2 separate regions of the Mus musculus genome follow, and region 2 is linked to region 1. Evidence: chromatin loops called from intact Hi-C (ENCODE). Cell type or tissue: left cerebral cortex. All regions are shown on one strand. Region 1 overlaps Reep4 (receptor accessory protein 4). Region 2 holds the start of Fam160b2 (family with sequence similarity 160, member B2).

Region 1 (2,500 bases):
GGTTCAACCATGTAGTCTGGGATACAACAGTAAAAATAAGGCTGAAGTCTCTCCGTGAGTGGCTAGGCAAGGCAGAGGCATGCGCGCAGAGGGTTCTGAGACAGGTGTATGAGTTGGAGTAGGAGAACAAAGCAGGCCGGGGGAGGGCAGAGGTGGGCTCTGCAGAGCCAGGGCACAGTGGCTTCAGCAGTCCTCCCAGGAGGACCAAGTGACTTTGCCCACCTCTCGGGCAGCACCTCTATAGAGGAGAAAGCCGTTTCACCTGTAAGATGGACAACAGGCCCTTTGCGAAGATTCAAAGAAACCAGCTCTGAAATGCTCAGCACAAGGTCAGGCGAGCAACAAATATCCCACACATGCCAGACTCCTTCTCCCTGCCCCTGCCCCCAGGCAAGGAACAGCCCATTTACTGAATAGTGATTAAGAACATCAACTCTGGAGCCAGACTGCCTGGTCCAAAGCCCAATCCTGCCACTTACTAGCTAGTCCACCTTGGGCAAATCATTTGCCCTTTGTGTGCCTGTTTGGGAAATGGGGATCATAGTAATAGCGGCTACTTCCTTGTCTCCTCACCCCTACAGTTCCTAGCAACACATCTTTTGGGTGAAGTAATGAGGCAGTAAGAGTCAGCATCACATACAGAGGGGATGCCATAGAGAAAAGCCACTGAACCCCAGTCCATGCCAGGCTAAATCAGCCACACAGATTAAGTGCCTTCCCCTCCAATAAAACCCAGATAATCCCTACACCAAGAGTTAATCCTCACAGGACACTCCAATTTAGCAGCTCATAGTTTTCCTCCAACCAGCACTCTTGACTCCGAAGTGGGAAGGAAGGACAGATGGGGTGGGAGGAGGGAGGACCCTGGGTACAACGTGCCTCCTACTTTAGGGGCAGATGACCCAGGGATCAAAGGAGATGGATTAAAGTCAACCCAGGGCAAGCGCCTGGGTCTCTATGGATGGAGAAGGCAAGCATCAGACAAGGGCTATCATTGGCTATCATCATTCCTTTGGCCTGCCCCATCAGCATCCAGGCCCCAGCAGGGTGAGGCGTTGGCTCGTCTCTGAGCCCCGCCCACTTTGACCTGGAAGGTGGGGGCAGCCTGGCCCTAGGCAGCTGCTGCCCTCTTGTGGCTTAGAGTGCAAATTCACCCTAATCGTATCTGAATGTCTACAGGAAGAGTTCACTGAACTGTGGCTCCTCTAGGTTCATGGAAGACCTAGCCTGCCTCCTCAGGTTTGCTCTGTACAGTTTCTATAGGCTCCCCATCTCTTTGCCTCTTCCTGTAAGTACTGATTCCCGACTGACCCTTCAAGATCAGTCTGACTCTTTGTTTTTTGTTTTTTGAGACAGGGTCTCTCTAGTCCTAGCTGATCTGGAACTGGCTATGTAAACCATGCTGGACTCACAGAAATCCTCCTGCCCTCTCCCCCTCAACCATGTTGGAATCAAAGGCTTGTGCCAATACACCAGGCTCTACCCTAACTCCACAAGGATCCCTAGGAGCAACTGTAAGAATACTGCTGCTGGGATGGGGCACAGAGATCTTCCAGCAGTCTCTACACCCTTTGCCAGAGCCTGCAGTGAGTTGTTAGCTACAATATGAGATGTGAAGAGACAAATTAGGAGAGGCCAAACACTGTTTGGTATTTATTTATATAAAAATATTCATAAGCCTGACCTCACTCACCAACACGAAACATGCAGCTAGTGTACGTAAACACACACACACACACACACACACACACACACCAGGCCTTGGAAAAGGCTGTCAAGTATTTTGAAGGACAAGAAGGAATGAACACAGCTGGTTGGACTTTTGGTTTCGTCGGTAGGGACTGGTGGGGCTCTGGTCCCGTGTCTGAGAAAGTAAAAGGCAGAGGAAGGCAATAAATAGGCCCCAGGCCTGGGCTGCTTTGGTATAGTGAATGTCTCCCTGTGCAGGGTACCACGCCATGTGCCATTTAGGCACAAGCCAGACGGAGCAGAACCCCGGTAGCTGGTGTAGCAGCGAAAGGTCCCCTGCTGGCTCCAGAGGTAAGGTGGCCTCAATCTGCAGACTCTAGCTGTCCATGTCTGAGGGCATGGCCTTTTTCCGGGTTCGGACCTTCAGGGAGCGTGAGGTGCCCTTGGGAAGAGAAAGCCAGTATACCTTGAGTGGTGTGGGCACTGCAGCTCCATCCACACCCCCCTCATGCCGTCCTTCCAACACACTTACCTCTCGAGTCAATGGCTTCCTCTTGACCACCCGAAGGCTCTGGCTGCGGCCTAGAGGCTTCTCTCGGGGCCGAACAGGTGGCTGGGGGACGATCTCATTGTCTGACCAACACTCATCCTCTGTGTCACTGCCCTGCAGGCCGCCTGGCCGGTATCCTGCCAAAGAGAGGCCCGCAGGGCAAAGCTGAGCACTTATACAAGCCTAGGGTCACGCCCAGCTTGCCTCTAGTCCTCAGAGAGGTCAGCTCCCCCTCTTTCCACTTACCAATAGGGGGTCTAC
Region 2 (2,500 bases), 51 kb before region 1:
TTTCGAGACAGGGTTTCTCTGTATAGCCCTGGCTGTCCTGGAACTCACTTTGTAGACCAGGCTGGCCTTGAACTCAGAAATCCGCCTGCCTCTGCCTCCCGGGTGCTGGGATTAAAGGCGTGTGCCACCATGCCCGGCCCAACTCTTGTTTTTAATGTCTCACTATGTTTCTAAGACTGGCCTGGAATTTATAGTGCAGCCCAGGTATGGTAACACAAGCCTATAATCTCCAGCCTTGGAACAAAAATAATGGTGAGTTTTAGGATATCCTGGATATTTAAGATAGATGTAAGTAATTTAATCATTTATAATTTATGTAAATACCTATATACATTTACATAATTTTTATATAATTTATGTATTATTTATCCATCTATCTATTTACTTATCTGATACTGAGGATTGAACCAAGAGCCTCATGCAGCCCTTGTTTTTTATTGTTTGCTTTGGTTTTTGTTTTAAACAGTTCGTGTCTTCAACCTCTCTCTCTCTCTCTCTCTCTCAGTGGTGTGTGTGTGTATGTGTGTGTGGTGTCAGTGTGTTGTAATTGTGTGAGTGGTATGTGTGTGTGTATGTATGCATGTATCTTTGTGTTCGGAGTGTGTGTGTCAGTGTGTGTGTGTGTGTATGTGTTTGGTACGGGATCTCACTACCTCCTTGAATTGTTGATACTACTGAGTGCTGGGATTGATTGCAGGTGTACCCCAATTGCTTTCTTTCCCTCCAGAGCGGGGGACATGAGACAGATTTTGCTGGGACTCTTCGGATCAATTCCTAATCAAACAGCAAACCTTAGAGGACATCTTTTCCAATAACGACCTTTTTTTTTTTTTTTATAAAAGTACTGAACAACAGGGTGAAATTAATATTAGCCATAACCTATTCCAATATTCCTAATCCATTACATTTAAACATGTCGTCAATTCTTCCCACTATGTCTTTGCCTTCTGGAGTGTCCTTGACACAGCTTGTCAGGGCCAGGTCATTTTAAACACTCCAGAGCCGTGTGTGTCCAGGGCTACTGTGTTGGTAGGATTGTGAGGGTGCACGAGGAATTAGAAGTCTCTGGGTGTTACTCAAAGGAATCTTAGGTCATCAGCTCCCAGGGTGCTCCCCACCGCCCTCCATCAGGACCTGCCCAGCCCTGGGCTTAGAGCGCCCCCGAGCCCTCCGGCAGGGGCGGGGTTTCAGAGCCGGGTCCCGCCTCCCGCCCGTTGGGCCGCCTCCTCCGCCACCGCTGCGCCGCCACCGGGAGCCGGGCCGCGAGCCGGGCCGGGCCGCCATCATGCTGAGCCGGCTCGGGGCACTGCTGCAGGAGGCCGTGGGGGCGGTGAGGCCGGGCCCTGGTCGGACCGGAGGGGCGGGCGCGGGCAGGGGGGCGGGCGGGTGAGGTGCGGGCCCCTTGGGCAGGGCCCCTCCCCTGGCCCCGACGCCGCTTCCGGGCTTCGTCTTCGGGTACAGTCCCGCGTCGCGGCCGCCAGGAGCGCCTAGCTCCGGGGTTCTCTCCAGACCGACCGGCTCCCTCGATCTTGCGCCTCGCTCTTCTGATCCTAAGCCCGACTCTCGTGATCCTGAGCCATGCTCCCTTGATCCTGAGTCCCGATCCCTCGATCCGGCCTCCGCACTGCTTCCTGTTGTGCTTCCTGTGTCCCACTCCCTGACCTGCGACTCGGTCCCCCGAGCCTGCGCTCCGCTCGGCTTCTTTAACGTTCCCTGTGCCTCGAGAGCTTCCGCTAGCTTTGTAACTCTTCTCTCCCCAAAGGTTCCCTTGTCACCAGCCCTTTCTCCCAGATCTGCCCCCACGCCTCCTCCTCCGCCCGGCAGCCTTCCTTTCTCGTTCCTGACGTTCCTCCATTCCTCCTCACCTGGGATTGACAACAGCCTTCCCCTTCCTCTCTTAGCTGCCAGACAACTACTGGGAGCAGGGGTTCCCGCACTGAGTTCCCTCTTAGCATGGGAGTTGCAGCCCTGAGTGACATAAGTCCCAGGAAGAAGGTGATAGAGACCTTTGCAGGGGTGGGTGGTCGCGAGAACCCGGAAGTAGCCCTCTGCAGGCTTATCTCAAGCCACTGAGCCAGCTGACCTTGAGTTAGGGACTTCAGCCTGCCGGAGGGGCTTTGAATGGAAGAGTTGTTTCCATGCAAAGCTAGCTTGCTTGCGCTCTCTCTTTTACCTTCTCTCTCTCCTCTCTCTCCTCTCTCTCTCTCTCTCTCTCTCTCTCTCTCTCAGTTTGTGTTTAGGCCCCTTTTTTCTGGAAGTGCATGTCCCTGGTCACTTCATTCAGCAGCCTTGCAAGAAGCTATTTGAAAAGTTAATTATTTTTTTCTCATTGTATAAGAACACTGTCTAATTGATGGGTTTAGTCTATCAAATTGTGTCCTGAGAAACAATCTTAGGTCTGACGCCCCCCCCCCCCCCCCAGTCAGAACCTTCATTGTTTTTGGTGTTTGGTGTTTGTTTGTTTGAGACAGGTTGTCTCTATGTAGCCCTGTATTCTTTA

Evidence for each region. A loop is a pair of places that touch in the nucleus more often than their neighbours do. Peaks named below come from ENCODE experiments on the same cell type or tissue, not always from the same donor. Only the 100,000 strongest peaks of a DNase experiment are listed, where the experiment ranks them.
Region 2: a loop joins it to region 1, with 4 times the contacts of the local background. A loop is called at or near these places in 21 of 42 quality-filtered maps.

The regions. Positions count from the first base shown.
Region 1 is chr14:70,548,061-70,550,560 of GRCm38, reverse strand. Reep4 (receptor accessory protein 4) reads right to left here. Exons shown (of 8, transcript NM_180588.2): 6 at 2,486-2,500; 7 at 2,222-2,376; 8 at 1,626-2,131. The coding sequence ends at 2,066. Among named protein-coding and RNA genes, the nearest start is that of Reep4, 4.1 kb to the right of the region's middle. In left cerebral cortex, a CTCF peak has its summit at 1,128 (motif pointing left); DNase peaks (open chromatin) are centred at 45 and 1,122.
Region 2 is chr14:70,598,572-70,601,071 of GRCm38, reverse strand. Fam160b2 (family with sequence similarity 160, member B2) reads left to right here and starts at 1,237. Exons shown (of 17, transcript NM_194345.1): 1 at 1,237-1,330. The coding sequence starts at 1,286. In left cerebral cortex, a CTCF peak has its summit at 1,476; DNase peaks (open chromatin) are centred at 1,182 and 1,694; H3K4me3 peaks cover 1,763 bases; H3K27ac peaks cover 1,808 bases.